2 separate regions of the Homo sapiens genome follow, and region 1 is linked to region 2. The links are chromatin loops, found by intact Hi-C in ENCODE. Cell type or tissue: chondrocyte. All regions are shown on one strand. Links, peaks and the distances in the headings refer to the core of each region. The heading gives the core; the rest is flanking DNA.

Region 1 (15,161 bases), core at 2,556-10,555, 740 kb before region 2:
GGCCTCTGGGCCTGTGATGGGAGGGGCTGCCGTGAAGACCTCTGACATGGCCTGAAGACATTTTTCCCATTGTCTTGAGCAATAACATTCAGCTCCTTGTTATTTATGCAAATTTCTACAGCTGGCTTGAATGTCAATTCAGAAAAAGGAGTTTTCTTTACTATCACATTGTCAGGCTGCAAATTTTCCAAACTTTTATGCCCTGCTTTCCTTTTAAACATAAGTTCCAATTCCAAACCATATATTGCTGAATGAATAAAACAATGCTTTTAAGAGCACCCAAGACACTTCTTGAATGCTTTGCTGCTTGGAAATTTCTCCTGCCAGATACCCTAAATCATCTTTCTCAAGTTCAAAGTTCCACAAATCTCTAGGGCAGGGGCAAAATGCCACCAGTGTCTTTGCTAAAGCATAGCAAAAGTCACCTTTACTCCAGTTCCCGATAAGTTCCTCATCTCCATCTGAGACCACCTCAGCCTGACTTCATTGTCAATATCACTATCAGCATTTTGGCCAAAACCATTCAACAGGTCTCTAGGAAATTCCAAACTTTCCCACACTTTCCTGTCTTCTTCTGAGCCTCCAAACTGTTTCAACTTCTGCCTGTTAGCTAGTTCCAAAGTCACTTCCGCATTTTCAGGTATCTTAATAGCTATACCCCACTCTACTGGTACCAATTTACTTCCCTTTCTGAAAACCTAAGACTTTACAAAAGACAAAATAGCCTTTCTTTTTGTGGATTTCACTGTGTTCTATTTACGTCCTAGAGAAGAAGGAAAAACAAGTAAAATATACAGTAGAGAGAATTTCACTATAAATTTTCACTATTTTCCCACTAGTCATTTAAAAAACTTTATGACTACAGGATCCCATAATTCAGATCAACAGTTTCTTATTTGGCCAACTTTGTAACCAGATTTACAACAGGCTCTCACACCACTTTGCCTTCTGAAATGTGCTAGCTAACTCCAAATGCCATGAGGAAATTAGGGTCCCAGAGCTGGCTGAACACCAAGCTCACCTAGAGATTGTTTCACACATCTGTCAGGCTTTACTTCAGACCTCTATATCAGTATATTTAAGCACCTTGAGAAATCGCTGTGGAGCCAGTTTGAGGAACCAGAGCCCGGAATTGCCTGGCCTTAAACACTCAGTTCATGCAACATTGAGGAGAAGCTGGCAGTGCCCAGTAGAGCACACCAACAAGTCCCATAAAGGAAAGAAAGGCTTTGAAGATCCTTACTCCTGAATGGTGTCCCACCTGCCCTTAAGTTAGCTTTGAAAATAGGGATGCAATGTGCCGAATCGACCTCACCCCAGAGCAGCTTTCTGAAGCTGGCATAAATATCAGAAAAAGGGCTGCTTTCCTGCCCTGCCACTTCCCCTGGCTCCCCAACAGCTCCTCTGTCACTCTTTCCATCTGCAGACACCTCAGGAGGCAATCAGCACAACAGCCTTGCCCTGTCTTTCAATCCTCCTTGGATTTGCTCCTGTTATTCCTCCTCCCTGAAATCTCTACCTCCCCACTCCATCACCACCTGTCAGATCATTTCCTTGAATACCTGATTTAAATGGTATTTCCTCACTAAGCCATTGTGACTGTCTAGGTCTGGATTTTCCAGCCGTGTTCGGACTCCATGCATTCGGTTCCACTGTCACACTTTGAGGAAAGCCCATGTGCGCTGAAGTTTTGGTTTTCACACTGTTTGCTGCTCTCAGCGTCTTCACCTGGAGTTCATAATTCCCTCCTCCATGCACTCTGGCACTTTGGCTATGTCTCTGTGTTGGTGATAATTCCGGGCCTCTGTTCCAGCATCTGGGTGGCCATCTGGCTCTGAAGCTGTCTTGAAGACAGGTATTGATTTTTATTCCCTGCACGTTCTCCTGGCATTCACCCCAGAGAAGAGGAGTGTGATATTATTCCACAAATAACTTCAACCTCCAAAACTGCTAGTGCCCTCACTGTTTCACTTTACATTCAGCCATGTGGAGAAATCTAAGTAGGAATTGTTTTTATAGTGGTCCACTCTAATGTTAGTACTTGCTGTGGGTTGAATTGCATCCCCACCATTCATTTGCGGAAGTCCTAACCCCCAGTACTTCAGAAAGTGACCTTATTTGGAGATAGGGTTGATGCAGATGCAGACGTAATTGAGTTAGGTGAGGATGTGATCATAATGGGGTAGAGAGAGCAGGGTGGGCTCTTAATCCAATATAAGTTGTGTCTTTACAAAAGAAGAAATTTGGACACAGAGACACAAAATGGGAGAACTCCATGTGGACAGGAAGGCAGAGATTCAGGTGATGCATCTACAAGCCCAGGAACACCAGAGATTGCCAGGAAACCCCCAGATGCTGGGAGAGAGGCATGGAGTGGCTTCTCCCTCACAGCCCCCAGAAGGAACCAACATTGCAGACAGCTTGATCTCAGCCTTCTGTCCTCCAGACTGGGTAACAATAAATCTCTGGCTTTCAAACCATCCAGTTTGTGGTACTTTCTTCTGGAAGCCTCAGCAAATTTACAAGGGACTTATTCAGTGAAGACTCTTGCACCTTCACATTTACAGCTATAGACCTTTAGTAGTATACTTCTTGAATCTCTAAGAATGATTCTCTTGTTCTTTAGGCCGCACTTTTTAGGAGATGACAATTTTTTTTTAGCAAATAGACTTATGCAAATATAGTGTCTTCTTATGCTGTCCTTTCAAAATGTTTGAGCCTGGTACACATTTACTTAACCCTTAATACTACGTATTTGATTTAAAATTGAGTGTGACTACACATAATGCAGAGCCCAAAATAAGAGCGATTTACAATTAAATCACTCTCTATTTCTCCCTCATGTATAAGTCTCAACACAGGTCATCCATGAAATCATTGTTGCCTGAGTTCCTTCTAGCCCACCACCCCATCCTCCTTAGGGGCACTCATCTGCATGATTAAGGATAGCAGCCAGCCTTCCAGCCATCACACCTGCATTCCAGAGAGTAGACTGGAGAAAGAACTAAAATGAAAAGGGCACACTGCACAAAGTGTCTATCTTTTAAGGAAAGATTTCATTATCTACCACATGATACTTCTGATTATGTCCTAATGATTAGAATTTCCACTTGGTCATAATTTAGTCACATGGCCACACCCATGACACACAATGGAGGCCACTTGTCAACTTTATTCTCAGTGTGTTCCCACATAAAATCAGACATTTTACTAGCACGGAAGACGACAGTGGAGAGTGAATAAACACTAATTGTCTTAGGTGCTTGGCACACATATGGAGCTCAAAAGGTTTATCCAGCAAAACCGTTTATTTTATGTAAGTCATTGATATTAATGATATTCTATATAACCCACCCAGACATTTCTATTAATTACATTAATGCTAACCACAAAAGCAATATTTCAGTGTCATAATACAATAGGACAGTGAATAATAATAAGTTTATTACTCATTCACATAACAGCCCAAGTAGATTTTTCTGGTTGACAGGCAGTTTTTCTCTACATGTGATTCAGGGACGGACTTTTTAAATTATATCAGAATTCAGCCAGCAGACTGAGGAAGAAGAGAGCAAAAGCAGGCATGACCACATCTCAAAATCACAACCCAAGTTCAACACATCATTTCTACTCATATCCCATTGACTAGAACGCAGTCACCTGGCCACATTCAATGCAAGGTATTTAGGAAGAAGAGAAAAATAATTCTTCTGAACAGTGAGCTATATCTGCCACAATATTTGCCTCTCTTGGAGGAAACATTAGCACAGATGACTCATCAGCTCACAGAGCAATCTCACTTAAGCCTCAACTCAAAAAGCAACATCTTCACCTCTCTATAAAAACTGGAAATAAAGGATAGTAGTGGATGCATCCATAAAAAAGAACGAGATCATGTTCTTTGCAGGGACATGGATGGAGCTGGAGGCCATTATCCTTAGCAAACTAACACAGGAACAGAAAACCAAACACCACACATTCTCACTTATAAGCAGGAACTAAATGATTAGAACACATGGACACATAGAGGGGAACAACACAAACTGAGGCCTATCAGAGGGTGGCAGGTGGGAGAAGGAAGAGGGTCAGGAAAAATAACTAATGGGTACTAGGCTTAGTACCTGGGTGATTAAATAATCTGTCCAACCAACCCCCGTGACACAAATTTACCTGTGTAACAAACCGGCACATGTGCCCCTGAGCTTAAATAAAAATAAAAATAAAAATAAAAAAAAAAGGAAGAAGAAATCACAAAACTTCAGGTTTTGGGTTTTTTGGGTTTTTTTGTTTTTTTTAAATTTATTTTGAGACAGAGTCTCACTCTGTTGCCCAGGCTGGATGCAGTGGCATGATCTCAGCACACTGAAACCTCTGCCTCCCGGGTTCAAGCGATTCTCCTGCCTCAGCCTCCGGAGTAGCTGGGATTACAGTCATCTGCCACCATGCCTGGCTAATTTTTTGTTTCACCATATTGGTCAGGCTGGTCTCGAACTCCTGACCTGAGGTGATCCGCCAGCCTCGGCCTCCCAAAGTGCTGGGATTACAGGTGTGAGCCACCGCGTCTGGCCCCAAAATTTGAGGTTTTGAATATCCTAATTACCCTGATTTGTTTATTACACATTGTTTGCATGTATCAAAATATAGCATTCCCCATAAATATGTATAATTATCATGTGTCAATAAAAAAATTAAAGGAAAAAAATGATAGTAGTGGGATATTTGGGCTCCTGAAGGACATTGTTAAGGTTACTCTAAAAATGAGCCACTTGCACTTACAAAAATACAATAAATTATCTTGCTAAAAGGAGAGAAGGAGAAAAGATTGAACTTTTTGAGGGTCAATTCTATCAGTATATACATATTTAAAAAAACACTAGCCATTGATGTAGTATAGTCTTTTTTGGTTTTTGTTTTCCTTTAAAGGAATTTGCCCTTTAAACAGGCAGGGAGTCTCATGCCATTCTCAGTCCCTCCCCCAACAGCAGCCTGCCCGGGCCTGCTCCTCTGCGAGACACTGTAACTGAAGTATCGCTCCTGTCGAGGTATCCTACAAACAGTCACAGCTCCCGTTCCCGTCTCCATCTGATTACGTCTGTGGAAATTCACTGTCCATCTCCATGACCCACTTGGCTTTTTTTTTTCCGAGATGGAGTCTTGCTTTCTTGCCCAGGCTGGAGTGCAGTGGCGCGACCTCGGCTCACTGCAACCTCTGCCTCCCAGATTCAAGCGATTCTCCTGCCTCAACCTCCCGAGTAGCTGGGATTACAGGTGCCCGCCACCATGCCTGGCTAATTTTTGTATTTTTAGTAGAGATGGGGTTTCACCATGTTGGCCAGGGTGTTCTTGAACTCTTGACCTCGAGATCCGCCTGCCTCAGCCTCCCAAAGTGCCGTGATTACAGGCATGAGGCACCATGCCCAGTCACCACTTGGCTTTTCCAGTAGCCAGAGAGGCAAGGAAAATAAGGAACAGTGGGCATTACCAACTTGCATTTCTCAAGGGGTTGATGACACTGCTCACCCCTCGGTCTCCTCCATGGATGATGTGCTGCGTTCAGTTTCCTCTCAGGAAGGTGTAGTTCTAGGGACCTCTACTTGGGCCTTCCTTTCTTAATAAGCAAAATTTTTGGGATCAGAAAAAAAAATGTGGAGATTCTACCAGTTGCTAAATCTACCTATTCCCATTATCCATTCTGGAACTGGAGAGTAACCACAGGAGGAGGCCATGGTTCCACTGGACAAGCTTAACCTGCGGCCAAGGCAGCTCCTGTCCCCAGACCTCCAAAGCCCCTGCTTCAACTGATGGGCCACACAGCATTTCTGATGTTGGGGATTCAAAATATGCTCAGAACATATAGACAAAATTCTCCAGAAAACGCATGTAGATGTTTCCCTTCTTCCAGAGTGTGGTCACAGCAGTAATTGCCTTTGACTTTGGGGCCATTTGGGGAAGCTGATGGAAAAGATACATGGCACATATCTGAGACTCCATTGCAGGGCCATTCCTTGAAGGGCTCCAATCTCTTCCTCAGCATAGGAGCTCAGAGTCGGGCCATTGCTGGCTTATGTTTCATAACTAGTTTAGAGACAGTGAATCCTCACTGTAGCAACAATCATATCTAGAATTGTTTTCTTGGTAGGCCATCCATCAGTTTCATTTGTAAGGACACCTGATCAATTACCCCACACCACGTATCCTTGTGGGTCACACTCTCTAATTCCCATCCTGCCCCCGTGGCATACTGTGTGGCATACTGTGTAAAGGACAGCCATGCACAGGGCTCTTCAAAGACGCTGGCGCCTCCCTTGCCAATGCTGTGATGAAAAGTGTGAGCTCTGCTTCTCCCAGCAGGCAAGATTAGGGATGGCTGAGCAGACTGCACATCATAGCTCCATCCCACCATGCCTGTCCTTATGCATTCCAACTCCTTCCTCCCTCCCTCGGCAGTGTGGCAAGGACATTTTAGCATTCTGACCTCATTATCTGGAGGCCATGATAAGGCCAGAATATCAACACCACTAGCAGGTGGTCAACCCAACACTTGGAACCCAAATCCATAGAGAGCACTCTCATGTCAATGAATTCAGTCCAATCAAGACCTTTATTTTGCTCCTTGGTCCACCGCCTTGGACCGACTCCCACTCCTGCTGCCCAGGCTTTTGCCAGCATGGACCTGCAAGGTCCCATAAGCTTTCAGCGTATAGTCGTCTCCTCCAGGGCAGTCCTGGCAACACTCTATCCTGGCTATTTTAACATCTATCTTTAGATCTGTCTTTTCTTACGGGTTCCCAACTGTACAGTGAAGCAAGATCAAGCAGTTCCTTCATTGCACAGATGACCTCCACCCTAAGTGAAGAGTGAATCTGAGGGGACAAACGGAAGTTATCTGTACATCAAGCTAACAATGGATTTTTAAACAGAAATCAGAACAATCTTTTAGAGGTAATGGATACATGTACACTTCTTTAATGGCAGTGATGGTTTTGTGGAATATATTTCAAGACTCATGGAATTGTACATTTTAAATTGATTGGTTCTTTGTGAAATTGATTATACTTCAAAAACCCTTAAAGAAATTTAAATACTAACACACCTGGGAATTTGAGCACTTTATACTGATCAACATAAAATATAAATAAACCATTCATATTGCAAAACGTATTATGGAGTCATAATGAGGAATTCTGGAAGGCTAGAATAATTATATGTAACGGTGTATTATGATTCACACCGCTCATGTGTATGAATACATGTTACATACGATTATATGTAACAGTGTATTACGAAGCTAGAGTTTAATTTATTGAAGCCATTTCTACTTTTATTTTTATTTCTAAAGAATATAAAACATTTTTAAACTCCAAATTTAATATGTTATCTAAGTGAAACAAAGTCAAATGCAAAAATGTCAATATCTGCCTTGTGAAAGGCAGAAGGTCCTTGGAAGTCAATGATAAGACATAAATGAAAGGCCACCAGAGGGCAGTGCAGGACTGCTTAGGACAATGAGTGCCCCACCTCAACATTTCCACAAGCTAGCATTGAAAACACGTTTTATCATCTTACAGAATGTCTAAATAAATATTTATTTGCTATTATTCTTTCATATAATTTGAAAAATAATAAAAATTTCCTACAGGAAACAAATAGAAGGTTATCCACTAACTGGAAAGTATATCTTTTTACACATTCAGATATGTAAAATTATGCAAGAAAGAATGAGTCAAGTTGGACTTTAATCCATCAAGATGTAAAAGTTTAACTGCAAACAAATGAAACAACTAAATTAATAAGTAAAACTCAAAGTCTTAGAAGGAAATATAGGAGCAAATCTTTATGACCTTGAATTTGGCAAGAGCTTCTTAAACATGTCACTGAAAACGCTAGCAGTAAAAAAAAATAAAACAGATGAATTGTATGTCAACAAAATTAAAAACTTTTGAGCATCAAAACACACTCTTAAGGGAGTATAAAGACAACTCAAGACTGTCAGGAAATATTGGTAAGTGAAAAATCTGATAAAGATTTTGTACCCAGAAAATATAATGAACTTTTACAGTTCAAGGACAGAAACGCAACCAATCCAACTACTAACGGGCAAAGGACTTGCATAGACATTTCTCCAGAGAAAATATTCAATCGGTGAATAAGCACATGAAAGATGATGAGCAACCTTAGATATCAGGGAAATGAACATCAAACCAGCAATGAGATACCACTCCACACTCACCAGGATGGTTATAACAAAACAGCAGCAGGTTCTGTTGTTGTCTCAAGACCTGGAGCTGGAACTGGCTTGGGCTCTGGAGCTGGAGTTGGGGCCAGAGCCTGCAGTGGCTGCATGGCTGGATCTGGTGCTCTTGCTGGGACTGCCTTAGCCCTGGAGCTGGAGCTGTTGATGGAGCTTGCAAAGGAGCTCGGGAGCTGGTGCTACGGTGGTTGCTGCTCTTGCTTCCAGCTCTGCAGATTTCCCTAGAGCGGCTGGTTAAGGCTGCAGCTGGAGCTGGTGGTGGACCTAGCCCTGACACACACTCTGAAGGTGGCTTTTGAGCTTGAACTGGAGCTGGCTCTGGAGCTGCCAGAGGAGGAAAGATCACTAACATGACTGACTTTCCATGTGCCTTCTACTGACAAAAATCTTCCCTCTGCCTTTCTGAGAAACTCAGAGAAACTCCACACCCAGGAAGTCTTCCAGACTGCAGTCGGCCACATGATTGGGCTGAGTTTCTCATTGCTGCGTCCGCTCCTCAGCTTCTGGCAGCTCTGCTCTGTGCAGTCCAGCCCTGTCCCCTCCCCACGGGCTCACATGAACCCACCCCCAGGCCTCCTCACACACCGGCTCTGCTTCAGTGGGCCCTGGGTGCTCCAACTGACCCCTGGGTGGCTCCTCCCTGTCGCCAGTTGCTCCAGCAAAGCACAGTGGACCCAGCCTCCCTGGTGGTGGGTGCTAGCACTGCACCCAAGGGAAAAAAATCACCAACCAACACACCTTTGTTTGAATGACTTCAAGGCATCAGCTCTCCCTGGTTTCAGGGAACAAAGGAGCAGGAGCTGTAGGATCCAGGGCATTGAGAGGGACCCCGCAAACTTTCCTTGTCCCCCTATTGCCAGCAATAGCTCTGGGGTCCAGTTCACTCATGAGGCCACTTCACCACAGCCAGGGCAGTGACTATGGGTTCATTTCCAGTGAGGACTGAAGGCTCTAACAGATGGTCTTTGCCTTATTCAAGATGAGTAGTTCAGTGCTCTGCCATGTTCTTCCTTACCCCACATCTCAGTCCTCCAGTCTCTCTCTGATTCACTCTGCTGCAAAAGACTCTGAGGAAGTAGAAAGCATTTTCCAAGGACCACGGAGTTCAGTAAGTCATCTACAGGGAACCTGGAGCCATAGACACTTTCTAAAGTGTCACCTTGGGGTGACCAACCCATAGCATCACAATATGTAAGGAGGTAAACTGAGGCCCTCTTGCCTGTAGCCCTCCTCACCCTAGGAGGTCTTGTCTCAGTTGAAGGTGCCCAGTATGGTGGACATAGAACCCCAAGTACCATCTGCTTCTGACTGCTGTGAGATGGTCTCAGACCAGGCAGACCCCCGGGTACCTTACAGCTCCCCCAGGCCAGCATCCTGGCATCTCTTTCCTTCCCAGGCCATGGTCCTGGTCATGGTGCTAGAAGAGTGCAGAGATGCCTCCAGCCTTTTCTTACTTTTCCCTTGTTACCTCCCCAGGGTCCACTTTTCCTCTTACTTCAGCGCTGTGATCATCAAGCATGTGGGTGCATACCCATGGGGTTGCTAAGAGGTACAGGGCCCACATAGGAAGGCTAGGGAGGGGTCCCCAGTCTCTTAGGGAACCCCATGTGAGATGGTTGAGCCCTGGCCTAGGAGGTGGGAATCCATTATTTTCTGGACATGCCCACGTCCTATACCCTCACCAGTCTCTGCTTGTCTCTGGGACTCAGGTTCCCAAATGTCCAATGGCGGGTGGACTGGAACTGTGTAGATAGGAGCTTAGCATGGACAGTGTTATTCCCTTCACCCTGACAGGGTGAGGCAGAGAGGGGCTTCAGGGCCCACACAGACTCTTTTCCTGGGAAGGACACAGGTGGACCAAGCGCAGGGCCACTGGGCCTCATGTTCATGGTGGGCACGCCCACTGGGCCAGTGTGGGCTGCAGACAGTGCATCCCTGAAGCTCCCCTGCACAGCACATGGGAAAGTCACCAGTGGTTCCTCCAATATCTGATCTCACGTAGACTCTGTCTCCTGTAGCCAGGAAGTGTGTCAGCCTCACTTAGGTACATGGGTTTGAGCCGGGGGGTAGTTTACCTAAGAGAAACTGAGGCATGGGGACAATTAGAAGTAGACATGGACATGGGCCAAGTGAAAGCCCCAGATCTTTAGAATCGTACAGAGCATCCACCCTTTTCTCTCTCATGCAGACAGGACTAAGTTCCAGAGAAAGGAAGCAACCCAGAATGTGCTATTATTTGCCAATTAATTGAAGGCAGGAAGTCTGCTCTTCTTCTCAGTCCACGCACCAGCAGACTTCAGAGGGCCTTTGTCCATCGCCAGTTGGGCTGAACTGTGATGGTATCTGAGCTTCAATTTTCCTTTTGGTCAGTTATACATACAAATCTGATAAACCTTAGTGCCGTGGCCTCTTCACAGAAACCTCTCCGTCAGAAAAATCTCCCTTTTTAACACCTGAGCAGGACGAATGCAGCAGCTTTTTAAATGAGAGCTCTCTAGGGACCTGCTTCAACCATGGGCCAGGGTCGTGCAGGGGCCAGGATCCAGGAACGCTAACTGCGCGTGCGCTAGCCTGGAAGCTGCCGCGAGCCGCCCCCCCGCCCCCGCCCGCGTCCTTGTGCCAGGTGTCTAGCCCCAGGGACTCAGCAGTGTGGGCTTTAGAGCGGCTCTCAGGACTTCCAGGAAAGGCTGGGGACGTATACATTTACGCCAGTCAAAAAGACCCCCTTCTCCTCTGTTCTCTGAAGCTCAGAATGGTGGAGAGTGGACAGGACTTGAATGGGCGACCCCCTGATACTGCAAGTTTCCTCTGGCTTTTGCCTTTTAACCCATTACCGTCCACCCTGGCACAAGGCAGGTTGTTGCCTTCAGCTGCCAGATATATGGCATGGCACAGATGGGCAGTGGAATTCCAGCTCTGAGCACTCCCGGCCCCCATTCTTATCCCAGTAATGGCTGGGGCAGCAGAACCCTGACACTTCACCCGCGAGCCTGGATAAAAAGGCTCCCATGACCTCTCTCTTTAGCCAACCCCGCTGGGTGCAATATTCAGAAGTGCTCCCCGAGGTTTCCAATTACCCGCTGTGCCCCACCTGTGGCAGAGTAAACCTACTTCCTCCAGACTCGCATGGCAGGGACTGACCAAGAAGGAAAGCGGCCCTCACTCCAGGGTTCCGTGGTGATACCTGCATCAGCACACCAGCCCGGGGGTCTGCACTCAGCGGGGTCTCAGGCCATCCCGCAGCTCATCTGCAGTGCTCGAAGGAATTGTGGGTGAGAACCACCAGTACAGGGAGCCTCATGCAGAAAGAGGGACACAAACACTACCTGTGCATATATGCACATATATAGTATAGTTACATTTATATATGTATATACATACACACACACATATATAAACATGTTATGTATGTGAAGAAGCACATTGATCGTCTGCATGGAGGATCTCATTTAAAAGATAAATAACATATCATGTCAACATGCATGCACACATTTATGTAAATGAATGTGAATGTGAGACAGTGAGACAGACTGGCAGAGAAAGAGACAATGAGAGAGACAGAGGCTGAGAGATGTGGCCAAACCATTTAATATGGTCAGATTTGGTGGTAGGACATTGAAAATATTTTATTTTCTTCTCTAAGTGATACTTAAATATTTTATAATGTTCACATTATTTTTATAATTATAAACAGATGAACATCATATACATATGTATATAGTAAACAAAACTCCACAGAAACACACACATTCACACACAGAGATATTCTGCCAAGGGCCCAGTCTGCCCTCTCTGCATGAGCTGGCAGCAAGGGAATAAGAAAATGCCACAGGATCCTATCATTGCCACCTCCAGGAGCCCCTCGGCTGACAGCCGGCCCCCTGCACCGCCCTTGTTTGTAGGCACAGCTCAAATGCCATCCCCCTGGAGTGGAGGAGATGACCTCTTCTCCTGAACACATTACTGAGCTGTCATTTGTCTCCACCAGACTGGCAGGTTTATATGTCGGGTGACAACCAGCAGTGGTGAGAATGTGGGAAGCAGAGGCCCCGGCAGATCCCCTGGGAGAATTGTTTATGGATATGCCTCTCTTGAGCTGGCAGCATCTATCAAAGCTCTAAACCACTGTCTCTTTACCTAGCAGTGATAACCCTGGGACTTCATCCGGTAGACACTGGTGCACCATGTTTCAAGATTTGTTTTTAAGACTATTCATCACAGCACTGGTTGAAATAACAAGGAATTGGAAACATCATTAACATCCACATAGAGAGGATGGGTGAAGAAAATTGGGTCCGTGTGAACCAGGGAATACCAAGCAGCTGCTGAGGTGGGTATGGTGGGTCTCTATGGGCCCACATTGGAAAGACTTCAAGGAAATTGATGTGAAAAAGTACATTGACGGTCAGTCTGCATTGAGGATCTTATTGTTAAAAAAATAAATATATACCATGTAAACATGCAGGCACGCAGATGTGTAAATGAATGTGCATGTGAGGCAGTGAGACAGACTGACAGGGAAGGAGAGAGACAATGAGAGAGACAGAGCCTGAGAGATGTGGCCAAACCACCTGATGATCAGATTTGGTGGTGGGACATTGAAAATATTTTATTTTCTCCTTTAAGTAAAACTTAAATATTTTAGAATGTTCATCTTATCTTTACAATTATAAAAAGATCACATCATATTAAATACTATCCATTTAACACTCACCTATTAAATAATTGATGTATATTTCCTAGTTTTAATTTTTATAGGCATTTTATTACAAAGCCAAAAATATGTAATATATTAATAGTAAAAGAAGGAATTCAAAATTAATGAAAAATAAAATAAAAGATCTAGTCCCTTCACCCAGACACAGTGCCCTCCCCATGAGATGCTCCTCCTCCTGTCCTGGCCCTCCGTGTGTAGCCCATGTGCCCTGAGGGCTGGGTGGGGAAACTTCAAGCCCTCAGCTCCTCTGTGATCTGCTGTCCCCACAGGTGGACACTGCCCAGACATCCTCTAGCCCTTGTGCATTTTCAGTGGCCCTGTGTCACATCTTACTCAGCACCTTCTGCTGTTGGACATTGGGCCATTTTTCATTTTTCACTCTCATTGAAGGGAACACCTGCATCCATAAATCTCCATTTTTTTTAAGATGGTACCCTAGAAGTGAACATTCTGGATCAAAAATATAAATGTGACACGTTTTCAAGGTGTTGGCTGCAGTTTCCAAGACGTGAGTCTCTTTATCAGGGTGGATGCTTGCTGAGGAAAGTGGGGGCTGCAGAGATCCTGGGGCTGAGCCCTGAGGGAACAAAGGGAGGTAGACAAGCCAGCAGTGGAGACCACCAGGGCACCTGGAATGAACCGGGGAGCCCAGAAAGCCCTGCTGAGCCCCTCCTGCTCCATAACTCAGCTTCTGAGCAAAGCAGCCAGGCGCTGCCATCCAGGAGAGAATAGGGGGCAGGTCTGGCCACCCTGCCTGTTTGGTCTCCCTCCAAGCACGGAGCTCCTTCCTCTCACTCAGGAAAGCACTTGTAAGGGGAGGTCAGCGAGTTATAGTGACCGCCGTGAATGTGTAGGAGACAGATGACGTTCTCAGCTTTAATAGCAGCACCACTCCAGCTTGTGTGAGCAGGAGAGAAAATCTCAAAGCACATGAGGTGCTCGTGAAAGCTTCAGGACAGCCAGAGTATCAGGCCGGCAGATTTGGAGCTGGACACAGCCAGAAACACCAACCCACACAGCCTCCTCCAGCAATGACCCACGCCTCTACCCCTGCACCAGCCACCAGCCCTGGTATCCTTCATATTCAGCTTCTGTGGGGGAGGGGGCTCTGCCTCCCACCAGAGACCCAATATGCTCTCTGCCTACATGGAGCTCCTGGATTCTGTGGGAGACAGACACAAAAGGGGGTGGTTAGCATGGATAATGGGAACCAGGAGTCAGCTACTTTATTAATTAGAGGCCAGTTCTTCAAAGAAGTTATGGAGAAAAAACATGCTTGACAATTCATTTTGAAAAAAAAATTTAATTGTGAAATATAAGTGAATCTCATATTTAACAAAGTATAATTATAGTAGTAACTATGCACTGTCTCCCAAAACCAACAAACAATGAATCCAGTGTTGACTGGGTATTTGTGCCACAAATTTTCTAACCAAATTATAGCATTTTGGCAAAAATCTTCTGAAGCCTTGGTAATTTTTCTGAAGGTCTCTTTAATCCTGGGATACTTACATGGTTCTCATGGAAACCTCTTCGGAGTTTCCATGAATTTCCTTGGTGATTATGTCTTCTTTAACTGTTACCTGATCTAACCCATCTTACTTACCCAAAATCTTACTTGTTAGTTTTAATAGAGATCAATGGTCATTCTTGTCTTTTTATTTGTGAAAATCTTTTATCTGGTCAGTTTTCAGATTTTCTTCTATCTCCAGTTTTCAGAAATGTAATTGGTGTGCTTTGGTGTCGTTTCCTGAAGCTTCTTGTGCTTACGGTTTCTTGTGCATTGAGTTTTCCTGTTTTGTCATTTTCGACATGTAGAAAATTTCGAGGCTGGATGTAGTGTCTCACTCATGTAATCCCATCCTTTGGGAGGCCGAGGCAGGCAGATTGCTTGAGCCCAGGAGTTCGAGACCTTCCTGGGGAGTAGGGGAGATCCCGTCTCTACAAAAAATACAAATAATAGCTGGGAGTGGTGGTGTGTCCCTGTGATCCCAGCTACTTCGGAGGCTGAGGTGGGAGGATTGTCTGAGCCTGGGTGGTTAAGGATGTGGTGAGCCATGATTGTGTCACTACACTCCAACCCCAGTAACAAAGTGAGACCTTGTCTCAGAAAAAAAAAAAAAAGAGAGAGAGAGAGAAAGAAAAGAAAGAAAGAAACAAACAAAGAAACAAAGAAAGAAAAAGAGAAAGAAA
Region 2 (15,161 bases), core at 4,683-12,682:
AATGTGTCCAGATTTTTGATTTGCATTTTTCCACATCAGTGGGCTAAAATTGGACTTGTGTTAACATAGTTAATCTCTATACATGTGGAATAAGAATTTTCTTACTATGTTAGGACAATAACTCTTCTCTTTTCAAAGTTAGCGGTACTAAAGATTGCCTTGCTGTCTTTTTGTCCAACTCTTTTATTTTTCTAGTGTTATATAGAACGAATGAATCTTGAATATTGAGTCCAGCTTTCCCCCTTTAGTGAGAACAAATTGATTAAAATGTCCGTGTTAGTATTTGTGTCACTGGAATTTATGCTGCCAAAGAATAATGGTTTCCAGTATTGAGAGAGAGAGAGAGAGAAAGAGAGAGAGAGAGAGAGAGGAACGGAGTGTGGAGCTGTCAAACGTGCACGTACCCTTGACCTCACTGTCCCCATTTTCTTTCTTTCTTTCTTTTTTTGAGGTGGAGTCTTGCTCTGTCGCCAGAGCTGAAGTGCAGTGGCACAATCTCAGCTCACTGCAACCTCCGCCTCCCGGGTTCAAGCGATTCTCCTGCCTCAGCTTCCCGAGTGGCTGGGATTACAGGCACCCGCCACCACGCCCAGCTAATTTTTTGTATTTTTAGTAGAGACGGGGTTTCATTATGTTGGCCAGGCTGGTCTCAAACTCCTGACCTCGTGATGTGCCCACCTTGACCTCCCAAAGTTCTGGGATTACGGGCGTGAGCCATTACACCCAGCCAACTGTCCCCATTTTCTAAGGTATGTTCACGGAAAGCTGATTATGCTGTAGGTGGGAGGGAGGGCAGTTATAAACTTTTAAAACAGAAGTCCTGTGTATCCGTTAGTATTTTCTTCTTATTGAAATAATGGTACATAACACACACCCCCAAAATCAGTATCTTAAAGCCACGGTAATTTATTTCTCCAGGACATGCTGGTTGGCTATGGTGACTCCGCTGTGTGTGGCTGAGCTCATTCATGAGTTTGTGGGAAGGCTTGAGTTTCTCGATTTAGCCGGGGGCACAGCCGGGCAGTTCTGCTTTAAGCTGTAGGTTTGTGGATTGGTCAGGAAGCTGCTCCACATGTTTCTCATCCTTCTTGGAGCAGCAGGCCAACTAGGCGAGCTCTTCCAATGGCATAGCAAGAGACTGAGAAGGCATGCGGAGCCAAGCAAATGCGTCGAAAGTCCCTGCTTGCATCATGTCTGCTAATATCCCCAAAGCCAAAGAAAGCCACAAGGCCAAACTCAAGGCCAAGAAGGAAGGGAAGCAGCTTTCTCCCATAGCAGTTAGGAGGTTAAAAGGAGGAGAACTTTTTGAACAAGAATTGAATCTGTGAAACTTCAGTAGGTTTAAATGCTGGTTGAAGAAACTACTTCTGCCGGGCGTGGTGGCTCACGTCTGTAATCCCAGCACCTTGGGAGGCCAAGGTGGGTGGATCATCTGAGGTCAGATGTTCAAGACCAGACTGGTCAATGTGGTGAAACTCCTTCTCTACTAAAAATACAAAAAATAGCCGGGCATAGTGGCCCATACCTGTAAATCCCAGCTACTCAGGAGGCTGAGGCAGGAGAACTGCTTGAACCCGGGAGGCGGAGATTGCAGTGAGCCAAGATTGTGCCACTGCACTCCAGCCTGGGCAACAGAGTGAGACTCCATCTCGAAAAACAAACAAACAAACCAAAACAACAACAACAACAAAGAACAAACAAACAAAAAAACAAGAAGAAGAAGAAGAAACTACTTCTAGCCATGAGGACATGGCTTCAATCAAACTAATTCCCATATTGGGAACTGCTATGAAAGCTGGATAAAATTGAAAAGAAAACAACTGGCCAGGCGTGGTGCCTCACGCCCGTAATCCCAGCACTTTTGGGAGGCCGAGGTGGGCGGATCACTTGAAGTCAGGAGTTCGAGACCAGCCTGGCCAACATGGCGAAACCCCATTTCTACTAACAATACAAAAATTAGCTGGGCATGGTGGTGCATGCCTGTAATCCCAGCTACTCAGGAGGCTGAGACAGGAGAATCACTTGAACCCGGGTGGTGGAGGTTGAGGTGAGCTGAGATCGTGCAACTGCACTCCAGCCTGGGGGACAGAGTGAAACCCTGTCTCAAAAAAAAAAAAAAAAAAAAAAAAAAAAAAAGAATATCAGTAAATAAGAAAATATTTTGAAATGAATGATAACGAGAAATGGTACTTAATGTAAGGGATGCATCTGAAGGCCTAGAGTGAAATATATATGCACATATTAGAAAAGAAAAAAGATCTACAAAATGTCTAATATTCAGCCAGGTGCCATGGCTCACACCTGTAATCCCAGCACTTTGGGAGGCCGTGATGGGTGGATCACAAGGTCAGGAGTTCGAGACCAGCTGGGCCAATATGGTGAAACCTGGTCTCTACTAAAAATACAAAAATTAGCCAGGTGTGGTGGTGGGTGCCTGTATTCCCAGCTACTTGGGAGGCTGAGGCAGAAGAATTGATTGACCCTAGGAGGTGGAGGTTGCAGTGAGCCGAGATCACGCCATTGCATTCCAGCATGGACAACAGAGCAAGACTGTCTCAAAAAAAAAAAAAAAAGTCTAATATTCATCAAATAAGCTAGAAAAAGGATAGCAAATTAAACCCAAAGAAAAATAAGAAATGAAATAATGCTAACAGCAGATATCAAACAGCAAACATAATAAAAAGAAAATCAATAAAGCCAAAGTTGACTTTGAAAATTCTAATAAGATATAAATTACTAGAAAAACTGATATCATAAAAATAGAAAAACACAAATTGACAGATTTACCACAAAACCTACAGATATTAAAGCAGTTAATAAAAGAATCTAATGAGCAGCTTACACCAAAATTTAAAGAGTTATTGTCAAATGGACACACTTCTTCAAATAAAAAGGATTATTTAATAAAATCAAAATAAGAAGAAAAATAAAATCTGACAAACCTTTCCACAAACTACTCCCATCCCTCCCCCGACAAAATTCTAGGCCCAGATTTTTTTACTCACCAATTCTTCTAACATTTAAGGAAGAATCTTCTCCAGGTAATAGAAAATGTGGGAACACTTGTCTTTTTCTATAGGGTAGTAAAGGTGAATAGACATGAGAAAGGTTTTGAAGGTGTTATTAATATTCTATGTCTTGATCTGGGGGGTGGTTTCACAGAGGCATTCACTTTGTAAAATTCACTGAACTCTGTATTGCACTTAGCATTTATGCACTTTGTGTGAGTTATATTTCAATAAAATTTTGCCAAGATATAAGTAATGCAGTGATAAAATTATATATAATATAATTTCATGTATATATACAGATAACATGATTATATATTATGTATACATATATACATGTAATATAATCTGTATATATGTGTGCATATATATAACATATAGCAACATATACTGTACTTACAGACGTAAAACATTATTTTAATATGTTTTTTAAATATTATATATACACTCATATATAATGTTCCTATAAACAGTAGCAGAGCCATTTTTTTTCTTATGCTACTTCAAATGATGTGATTTTTGTTCCCTTATATGACATCACTGCTAAATTAAGGGCCAGTCCCTAAATTTAAAAATATATATATTATAAAAATATATATAATATATATAAAATATGTATATAAAAATTATTTTTTTAGAAATAGAGACGAGGTCCTGCTATGTTGCCAAGGCTGGCCTCAAACTCCTGGTCTCAAGCGATCTTCCTACTCTGGCCTCCCAAAGGGCTGGGATTACAGGCGTGGGCCATGACACCCAGGCCAGTTCCTTAATTTGAAAGCACAATTCTTCCTATAGTCATTAGATAATCTGATTACTATCACACCTGTATAGTAACAAAGTATCCTCTAGAAATATTTTTTGATTATAGTCTGAACATAAAAATTTGATCCTATATTCTTAGACATAACTGAAATCGGTGATGAATGTGGATGCTATTTCACTTACCCGTGTAATCCGTGCCCTTGTGCAGATCAACTCAGGTGTTAGTAATGACTATTGTGTGGACAGGAGCTCCGAGATACGTGCTGGTAACAATTAATGTACAGGATTGTACCAAAAAAACAAGTCGTTCATGCTATAAACTTCACTGGAATACAAAAGAATTATAGGAATTGTCTCTTATCGTCAAACACATCACTGTCCTTTGAAATCAAGGGGTTCATTGTTTGATACCTGAATTGTTTATTCACCTGTATAAAAAGCAGGTCACAATTTTTTTTTGTAGTTTTGCCAAGCAACTGAGGGTCACTAAATTTCATAAGTACAGATCACCGCTGTGCTCTCTAAACAGCCTTTGTCCTTAGTTTTAACTCCACAAAATGTCAAGATAACAGACACTAGTCTTTTGGTCTCAGTTTTAATGTGAAATCTATGCCCACAAAATGCCACTCTCAAATTTGTGTTATTAGCTTTTCTGAATCTATTCACCAATCTACAAACGATAAACACTCAGACCTAGTTTCCTTTCTTGGGTCAAAAAGCATTCCCCAAGTACCATTTACATTGAAATCTGGAAATGTGGCTAAAAGTCTTTGTGTGTGTGTGTGTGTGTGTGTGTGTGTGTGACAGGTCTCGCTCTGTCACCCAGGCTGCAGTGCAGAGACCCTTTGAGGCTCACTATAGCCTCAAACTCCTGGGCTCAAGTGATCCTCAGCCTCCCAGTGGTCTTTGTAGACAGCCTGATGGAGTCTCATGGCACAGAAGATTAATTAAACGATGTCTTTTAATTTTAATCAATTTTTGCAATCCAAAAAAAGCCTCATTCGGCCAGGGTGAGGAAAGGATGACAGGATTGTTCAGCGGCGTTTCTACTTGACTTTGTTGTAAAGTCATTTAGGGTAAGGAAACTTGGAGAATCAAACAGCTGGTGTTAAATTGGCTAAGCATATCATTTTCCGAAACTCCTTTCTGATCTTCATTAAGGAAACCAATATATGATGGGGAACTCATTCATAAGAGAGACGAGTGTTCAAGTATTTTATATTTTCAAGGATTTGGAGGCTGATGCCAACACTAGTGCATTAATTGCCTGACATTCTGAGCTCAGGCCCACTACCTTTTTGTTCTGAGGTTTTGACTGATCTATATATTCTGGCTTTCAATAAAGGCCTGTCACAGCAGAAAAACAGAAAAGGGATGCTGAGTACGAAGTCAGTTATTAGCTAAGTGGTTCTTCAGGCTTTTGTTGTTTGCCATGAAATTTGCATCTTGCAAAAACTGGATCTGTGCTCTTGGCACAACGGATGTTTCATATTTGCCAAATAAAGTTTCAGTACCTTTGCCTCTGGTTCACTGACTTCCCGTCTGTGACGTGCACCTCTTCCTTTTTCTCTGAAGGACAGTAGTAAGTCACAGTGCTCTTCCTGTTCAGATTACCATCTTCAAGTGACTGGCACTCATTGGCTTCAGAAATGCTATTTTTTTTTCCTCCTGCTTCTGGAATGTGACCAGACAAGATCATTCCTATGGCAAAATATGATTGAGAAATAATATTTTAGAGGCTGGGAGATATTGTGTCATGCCACACCAGGTAACTGTCTTAAGTAAAAGACATAAGAAAGACACAATGAATGATATGATGCTTTTCAAGGATCTTTTTTTTTTTTTTTTTTTTTTGAGATGGAGTTTCACTCTTGTTGCCCAGGCTGGAGTGCAATGGCACAATCTCGGCTCACTACAACCTCCACCTCCCAGGTTCAAGCAATTCTCCTGCCTCAGCCTCCTTAGTAGCTGGGATTACAGTCATGCGCCACCACGCCCGGCTAGTCTGTATTTTTAGTAGAGACAGGGTTTCTCCATGTTGGTTAGGCTGGTCTTGAACTCCCTACCTCAGGTGATCCGCCCGCCTCAGCCTCCCAAAGTGCTGGGATTACAGGCATGAGCCATCGCGCCCAGTCTCAAAGATCTTAATGATTGAAACAAATATAACCAATAAGTAGAGATGCAAGAAAAATGTCCATGTGTTTACATGCCAGTTTACATTGAGGAGCATTAAGAATTCACCATTCTTGGTATGTCATTGTAATTTCGTACATATTTTATTTATCCAAATTTTTTCTTTGAGGTAGGATGGGAGGGAAATGATTCACCATAACTACTATTTATTTAGAACACAGTTAATCACCTTCCCTCACCAATAACCTTGCCTCACACTACCTTCCCAAGGTTTGCAAAACTCATTACCAAACAAACCAAACAAAAAGATGAAAAACAAAACAAAACAAAGCCAGAAACTCTATTCTGTGTAAGAGTTATTAACCTGTCATACGTGCAAAATAATTATGAGTGAAATTTCATGAATGGAATGGAAAATCATGCATTTGTATTCGGGGGAAGAGGATGCATAGCATTTTCCAGATTCTCAAGGCAATTCAATGCTCCCAAAAGGTTAAAAGCCACTGCAATTGAAATTGCTTTTTCTTCAAACACCTCCAGTCTCCTTTTCCATGTAAAGTATTGAAGTTTTAGGCCTCTGCTGCTTGCCTACACTGCAATCATTTCTTTTTATTTTCTAAATTATCAAAATAAAGGGATCATGTTGTTCTACATTTCTCGTTTTTACTTTATCCTTGTCTATGTCTGGGTGACTTTCGGAAAAGCAGAAATCCGTGTCTGGCCTCTCATCTGACTCTTTTAAGGCTGGCAGAGCGGTGTCTGCCCATTCCAGTTGTTAACAGGATTTTTCTTTTTCTTAACTCTTAATCTGTTTCTGGGAAGCTTTTAAAATACATTTTCCCCCTTCTCTTTCAGATATCCTCAGCTTCCCTAGCTCAGGGGGATTCATGCAAATTGTGTATTCTCTGGGGGATGCATTGCTGGTAGATTCTGAAAACGTCTCAGCTTTTTTCCTCCCATTGTCAAATACAATGATAATTTCAGGCTTATCTTAAAGGAGGTTTTGTTTCCATAATTCACTTCAGTTGTGGAAGCAAAATATCCTTTAATGTAGAAAACATTAAATGTATAGAGAATTTGCTCTGCATCTCCAGAGAAGCTTTTAGGATGTCAGTAATTGGAATTGCTATATTCCATCTACTAAAGAAAGATCTAGTCTCCTTAATCTATCCCCGACTTTGATCACATGAGACCACAAAGCCACCTAGGTAGCCTACAGTCTGGCCATATTCGCCAAATGTATACTTGATTTGGCCAGATACCAGCCTAGGGCCACCCATGTTTTTCTCACCAGATCCCCTGTGGTGATGATTTGTCAACAGTCGGGCAGGAGGACAATGGACTGGGATAAAATTCAAACTTTGAAAGTAAGATTTTTCAAACTGTTTTAAAAACATTTTGAAAGACTACAGTGGAACATCTCTCGGTGACTGGAAATTTTTCTTTTCCTTTTTTTTTTTTTTTTTTGCCAATGGGTTCACATTTTGAATTGGCAAAAATTGGTATGATGAGTATGATTTCATAATTTATGTATTAGAGCAGATGGAGATTAATCATTTAGCTAATCCTGTTCATCTTCCCAATCAGTTACTGTTTGCTAGTGGGAAACCAGAGGCAGCCAAATGGCTCATCCCACCAATGAGGCAGAACAGTTGCTTAAGAGAACATTCTCGCTTACTCCCAAGTTTTGCTAAAACTTCAAGTGACTGTGAGCCCCTTAACTTTGCTCCACTTGAAAATACATTTGAGGCAGGGCACGGCGGCTCATGCCTGTAAACCCAGTGTTTTGGGTTGCTGAGGTAGGCAGATCCCTTGAGCCCAGGAATTTGAGACCAGCCTGAGACACATGGCGAAACCCTGCCTCTACTAAAAATACAAAAATTAGTTGGGTGTGGTGGCATGTGCCTGTGGTTCCAGCTACTTGGGAGGCTGAGATGGGAGGACTGCTTGAGCTCTTGAGCCCAAGAGGTCAAGGCTGCAGTGAGCCGTGAGCATGCCGCTGAACTCCAGCCTATGCAACACTGCGAGACCCTGTCTGAAAAAAAAAAAAAGAGAGAGAAGGGAAAAGAAAATACATGTGAAAGTTTTTCTCAAAACCAGTGTTCTTTCTATGAACGCAACATTTGGAAATCTATTGGCCAGGTTTTTGTTAAGATGATTGCCCTGTTTCTGAGAAAGGACAGCCAAAGATAGTCAAGGGTGATTGCATGCAAGTCTGAACTCCATGTCAACGAACCAGCTGGGAGCACGTAAAGCTTACAAATGCCGTCCAGTATTGAAGTTACTTTAATAATCTTGAACTCTGGAAGTTAAAGTGTTAGGACCTGTAGGCTGGGCACGGAGGCTCACACCTGTAATCCCAGCACTTTGGGAGGCTGAGGCGGGCGGATCACGAGGTCAGGAGATCGAGACCATCCTGGCTAACACAGTGAAACTCTACTAAAAATATAAAACTTTAGCCGGGCGTGGTGGCGGGCACCTGTAGTCCCAGCTACTTGGGAGGCTGAGGCAGGAGAATGGTGTGAACCCAGGAGGCGGAGCTTGCAGTGAGCTGAGATCCCACCACCGCACTCCAGCCTGGGCGACAAAGCGAGACTCCGTTTCAAAAAGAAAAAAGTGTTAGGACCTGTAATCCTAATTTCTTATAGGGCTGATTTCATGAAAAATATAAGCTTACATAACCCAGCTTTGTAATATTTGACCACAAAACTGAATGATCAGCATAGGTACAATTTGCTGGTTATGAAAAATAAACCAGGTTAACAATCTGTTGAATTATGGAAAACACAAAAGAACAAATTTACCTTTTAGGTTTTAGCACAAAGGAGAAAGAACACAAGTTATCTAATAACTCAAGAAGATAAGACCAGCTACCTCACCTCGCACCCTCTGTTCCTGTTAAGCCACTGGAAACCCAAAACTAATCAAATCCCCAAATCCCCACATCACTGACAGTGCTTATGGCTTACTGACTTCAACATAGATAAATGGCCCCATTAATGTCAGGGCGGTTACGTTTGTCTGAAGAATATACGTCTGTATTTTAAATTGCATTATCCAGTTTATCCATGGGATAAGAATTGTTTACCTTCACAAATTCCAGGCTTCTGAGCTGAACTAAACAGGGCAAGTTTAAAGGCAGGAGCTCAGAGCAGTTCATAGCCTTTTGACAGCTCTGATGTGGTCTGCCAAGCCTGAATTGGTAAAATCCAGGCTTATCTCTCAGCACAACGCAGTTCACCCTCAGGTCTTTCCTGCTACCTGCAGCCCCCGTGAAGCCCCTACAAAGCTGGAAGTTGCAAAGTGGATGGAATAATTCTGCAAAATATTGTTTGGTGTTGGATTAGCATTCACAGATGTGGGTCCAAGAAATTGCTCAACAGCCCACGGAGGCCAAGGAAGATCTGCCACGACATCGATACCACGCCTGACTAGGTCACTTCAGGCTTGAGTCCAGTTCAGTGTGTCCCGCCAAGCCCCAGCTTTTGTCTCCTCCTCTTGTTTCCAGTTTGCTCTGCTTCTGTGAAATGAGGTGTTTGCTCATCACTGGGCAGGGCAGAAAGGTAGAGACAGAACAAGAGATGGAGGACGGGGGACTCTTAACAAATCCACATCCATCTTTGCCTCCATTCAACCTGCCTTGTGCTGGCTTGAAAACAGTTGCTGACCAAGGTTTGGAAAATGCAGCAGCTGCTTGCTGCCATCTGCTGTACTTTCTGTTGCTAGCAAGCATGGGACCATGGCTGGCTGCAAAAGAGGAAAAAATGGAAAAGTGGGGGAAGCAAGAGACCGGCAGCCTCCTCTTTACCCAGGAAACCCCCATGATAATGCAGCTACGGATTCATGTCAGAAAAGCGGCCACCTTTCCCAGCGTGAATGAACCACAGTGATTTTTCAGGACGTAGAATATACTTTCCTTTACACTTACGTGATTATGTTTTCCATATTGTAACTATGGAGGGAAAATAAATATAGATTAGGCTCAATGGAATTCAAGTTGTCTGCTCACTTGAACTACTTCTTAATCTTGAACTACTTCTGGATAAACATTGGATCAAAATAGAGGGTAAAGAAATACTGGTGTGGCTGGGCATGGTGGCTCACACCTGTAATCCTAGCACTTTGGGAAGCTGAGGTGGGTGGATGACTTGAGGTCAGGAGTTCAAGACCAACCTTGCCAACATGGTGAAACCCCATCTCTACTAAAAATACAGAAAAATTAGCTGGGCGTGGCGGCGCACGCCTGTAATCCCAGCTACTCGGGAGGCTGAGGCACAGAAACCGCTTCAACCCGGGAGGCAGAGGTTGCAGATCACGCCACCGCACTTCAGCCTGGGTGACAGAGTGAGAATCTATCTCAAAAAAAAAAAAAAAAAATTACTGGTGTGTAAGATTCTAGGAGTGAGTCTCTAAGATATACATCTAAAGATGATCAAGACTTTCTAAAGAAACCATCACATGATTCTGCCTTCCTTCCAATAGCTCAATCTCTTTATTTTTGCTCATTATTAGACTCCTTAAGTGATCCTATTTCCTTTTGGTAAGCTAACTTCCAGATGCCCTCTCTAATGTGTCTTCCAGTATCAATGCTCAGATGAAATGCATCAGATGAAATTCACCCATGGTCTACTTAGCTCTTGTCTTAGAAATAGTCCTTTTGGACTCATTCCAAATCCAATTTCTGAAACAACATCTGTTGATGGTCTCTTCAAAACTCTGATCTCTTCCTTTTTTCCTTTAATGGCCTTTTCACTTCCCCCTTCCTACTAATTTTGGAAATTCAAAGGGAAGGCTCAATTTTTAAAAATTCTAATTGTAGGTAATAGGAATGAATCTGAGCTTGGCCATGTGTAATTTATTTTTCTAACTCAGAGCTTGTTTTGCTTTTTCCATTCATTTATTCAATTTCAATAATAATGACTTTGCTGGTGACATCCGTAGGAAATCTTAATTTTGCCCTTCTCGTTGGGTTTCTCACTGCCTAGCCCTGTTTCATGAGATAAAGACCTTTTGTCCCATAATGTGTACAGCATAAACCTTACAAATTCTATAAGAGAGACTACAGAGTAAGTTGAAGAAAATAACCATGCAGTGGTAGCATCTGACCTTTGGGGAATCATGATTTATATGACTGTTAGTGTTGGGTTAACATCTTCTGGCCACATACCCAGTATCTAGCAGCATCTGGCAGCACACTCTGAAAAGAATCATACCATTTTTAGATGTTTAACTTACAGCAAGGATATGTTCTTTTTATTCTCAGTCTTCCATAGGATGGTATAAAATATTTCTCTCACTGCATGTGGGACAAACTGAGGACAAGATACCAGTAACGTAATGAGCAATTGATCTCTTTGTAAAATCTTGTAGACAGTGTTATGAAGTGGAAATGAGAAACTATGCTGGGACTGGCAGGCTCCTGCAATGTGCGTACTTAGTGACAAGAAGGTGTAGCATGTGCCCTAGGCTATATATCCACATGTATTCAATAAGGTACATCTTTAAAGACAATCTTTGGAAATTGCATATTAGGTTTCTGCTTATTTCAAAAAGTGCCAGCAGTATAATAGGGACTGATGGGAAGAGAATGATAAAAATCTAAACAGCTTTTACTTCCTTTGTGAAACTTTTACTTACTACGGCCATTTCACAGTGCAAACACGTTCTCATTCTTCTGTGCTCCCATTGTGCTCTGTATAGACTTCCACTGTGGATATGTAATGATTATTGAACTCTTTGTTTTCACGCTTCTCTCACAATTAGACTGTAAACTCACGGAGGCGAGAGACTGCTTTTGTCACTATGTATTTCCAGATCCTATTAACTTGGATATAGCAGATGCTTAATACATGTCCATTGAATTAATAAGTTAAATTAATGGTTTCCAGTCTTAAACTAGATAGTCAGAAAAGATTCAAACACATATATTATAATAGAGGACAGCAACAAAGTGTGCCAAATTCTGTAGACAGTATGTGTCAAGATTGGAGACCCAAGGCAATTGTTATTATATTTTCATCTCCTGTCTGAGAGTCATTGAATCTTTTAGCAAGAAGTAATAATCTGGTCTAATATCTTTATTTCACAGGAAGAGAGAGAAAGTCATGTAAATTTATTATTTCTTAAGTACTAAATGTTATCTCTGCATAGTTATTCTTTATAAAGTTTAAAAGACTTATCCAAGATAAACAGATGCTTTATCTGTTTAGAGTTAGCACTCAAGTTTCTTCATGCTTCAAAAATTCCATGTACTTTTCATGTTGCTAATTGTGTATTTGCAATGTGATATTTATTATAGCTTTACCTCTATGATTTATTCTTTATGAATTTGTGTGAAGTGTGAATACATGTCATCATTAATTAAAATAATTACTAATCACTAATTAAAAATTGTGGGTTTTATTAAATTAAATTAAAATAATAAAATTACTGCTATGACATTCATTGACACAAAATAATAATAATAATAATTTACCTTATGGAGGACTTACCTCTCACCATGTGCCAGGCACTCTTCTAAATGTTATATACATATATATATATAAATGTATTTAATATATATATAAATTTATTTAATCCTCCTAGCAACTACTCAAATATATAAAGATGAGGAAACTGAGGCACAGAGCAGTTGTGTGAATTGGCCGATATCACATTCTCATCAATGTCAGAGGAGGATTTGAATCAAAATTATCTAGCTCTAGAACCAAAAGAATTGACTCCTAGGATGTACCCTCCCTCAAATCAGACCTAGTTTTCACCATCAAAATGAAGAAGGTGGCACATAAATGAACGCAGTACAAGGTAACAAGTCCCAAAGTTTAGATATGTGGGAAGCCCAAGGAAGGAATAAATAGGTAATATTCATGAGGCCTCTAAAGGTGGCCATAAATCAGCGTGGAGTTATATATGCACTGCCATTCATGAAACTCTTAGGGTGATGACACCCCTCACTTGGCCACTGCCATTGGAGCGCACTCCTTGACCTCCTCTTCCACTTCACCAGGGTTGGTGTTGAAAATGTCACTAGATCCTGAAAGAAATGCCACCTGTTGAGTGTGCCCTTTACTCTCTGCCATACAGATTAACGTTCACTAGTAAAGAGCTCTAGCACTTGGAAACAAGGGGAAATTTGACTCTTTCCATTCTTTTCTGGATGTCTCTATTTGAGTTTCTCTACCCATCATTATGCCATTGTCTTTTTTTTTTTTTTTTTTTTTTTTGAGACGGAGTCTCCCTCTGTCGCCCAGGCTGCAGTGCAGTGGCACGATCTTGGCTCACTGCAAGCTCCGCCTCCCAAGTTCACGCCATTCTCCTGCCTCAGCCTCCCCAGTAGCTGGGACTACAGGTGCCCACCACCATGCCCGGCTAATTTTTTTGTATTTTTAGTGGAGACGGAGTTTCACCATATTAGCCAGGATGGTCTCGATCTCCTGACCTTGTGATCCGCCCATCCTCGGCCTCCCAAAGTGGGGGGATTACAGGCATGAGCCACCACGCCCAGCCTATTATGCCATTTTCAAAACTGCCAACGTATCACAGTGATTAAGAGGTCTTCTTGGCAGGAGATCAATCAATATTTATAGGATTTGATTTAGTGTACATTGGATTTAGCATCAATACTGATGTATTCTAACACATCTCAGAATTACTCTGTTATGTAGTTGAGGTCCTGGTAACCTATTTACCATGAGGCTGCTTTGAAATGTGTCCCTGAATTCTCCCACCAGGTGATGTCATTGTCAATTTCCCCTTCATTTAAATTTACCCAATAGAAATTTTAATTCCCTATCAGTGCAGTCAGCGGGGACATTTTTAAAAAAGAGAAATTGTAATTCCCATGAAAACTTGAAATATATCAGTGAAATGACTTTATGTAACATAACTTCGCCTGTGTTGAAAGAACAAAGACATGTTATTGAAAAAAGCATTATTTGCTTGCTTGTTCTCTATCCATCCCTGAGTGGAACAGTGCCAGCAACAAGGTTGGGGTAAAGAGATTGGCCTTGTAGAAGCTGGGCTAAATGTACTCTAGATTAATGAGCTAAACTAAGAGTTGATATTGATATAAGGAATCAAGGCATGCCATAGCAGACGCAATGTGTGGATGCTAAACTCAATGTAGTACTTAACCAATCAGATTAAATTAATTTACACCTCTAATTTTGCATTTTACAATAAAATAGCATCATGATACAATGGAAGAGCCATATAAATCTTTCTTAGCAATGCTACTCAGAGGCCATATGGCTTTGAATACATTATTTAACCTGGTTGTACATTATTTCCCTTTCCATCAGCTAAAGGTGTTGGTAAGGGATGATTTCTTTTTTTTTTTTTTTTTTTTTTTTTTTGAGACAGAGTCTCGCTCTGTGGCCCAGGCTGGCGCGATCTCGGCTCACTGCAAGCTCCGCCTCCCAGCTTCACGCCATTCTCCTGCCTCAGCCTCCTGAGTAGCTGGGACTGCAGGCGCCCGCCACCATGCCCGGCTAATTTTTTGTATTTTTAGTAGAGATGGGGTTTCACTCTGTTAGCGAGGATGGTCTCGATCTCCCGACCTTGTGATCCGCCCGCCTCGGCCTCCCAAAGTGCTAGGATTACAGGCGTGAGCCACCGCGCCCGGCCTGGTAAGGGATGATTTCTGAGGATTCTACTAGCTCTCAGATTCTGTATCAAAGGACATGGGGTGTTTAATAAAGCTTTCAGAGTAAAATATTAGGGAAATTATTACTGTTCTGTTAAAGACCCATAAATCGGCCGGGCCCGGTCGTTCACACCTGTAGTCCCAGCACTTTGGGAGGCCGATCACGAGGTCAGGAGTTCAAGACCAACCTGGCCAACATTATGAAACCTCGTCTCTACTAAATATACAAAAATTAGCTAGGCATGGTTGTGTGTGCCTGTAATCCCAGCTACTCAGGAGGCTGAGGCAGGAGAATTGCTTGAGCCAGGGAGGCGGAGGTTGCAGTGAGCCGAGATCGTGCCACTGCACTCCAGCTGGGGCGACAGAGCAAGACTCTGTCTCAGAAAAAAAAAAAAGAAAGAAAGAAAAGACCAATAAATCAAATAATAGAGATATTGTGACTGATTTTCAGTAATCCAACAAGTAATCGAGGTGACAGAGTGACAGTAGTACAACTTTGATTCAAACAAACCTGCATTTAAGCCCCATTCTGCCACTTCCTAAGTGTATGAACTTAGATGAAGAACTTCGAATTCCTGAGCCACAGATTCCTCTATAAAATAGAGTGAGTCCCT

What was found. Hi-C counts contacts between places; a loop is a spot of excess contacts. Peaks named below come from ENCODE experiments on the same cell type or tissue, not always from the same donor. Only the 100,000 strongest peaks of a DNase experiment are listed, where the experiment ranks them.
Region 1: it touches region 2 in a loop (4-fold over the local background); 2 of 110 quality-filtered maps call a loop at or near these places.

What each region holds. Positions count from the first base shown.
Region 1 is chr1:239,944,235-239,959,395 of GRCh38, forward strand. LOC105373224 (a long non-coding RNA gene) reads right to left here and starts at 8,772. Exons shown (of 3, transcript XR_949315.4): 1 at 8,231-8,772. In chondrocyte, for the core only: CTCF peaks have their summits at 7,470 (motif pointing right), 7,684, 8,946 and 9,145; no DNase peak of the experiment used is centred there.
Region 2 is chr1:240,682,681-240,697,841 of GRCh38, forward strand. It overlaps LOC105373228 (a long non-coding RNA gene), which reads right to left. Exons shown (of 4, transcript XR_949320.2): 2 at 5,285-5,471; 3 at 3,954-4,095; 4 at 3,003-3,073. Among named protein-coding and RNA genes, the nearest start is that of GREM2, 78 kb to the left of the region's middle. RefSeq lists a silencer at 9,449-9,743. In chondrocyte, for the core only: CTCF peaks have their summits at 9,608 (motif pointing left) and 9,816; no DNase peak of the experiment used is centred there.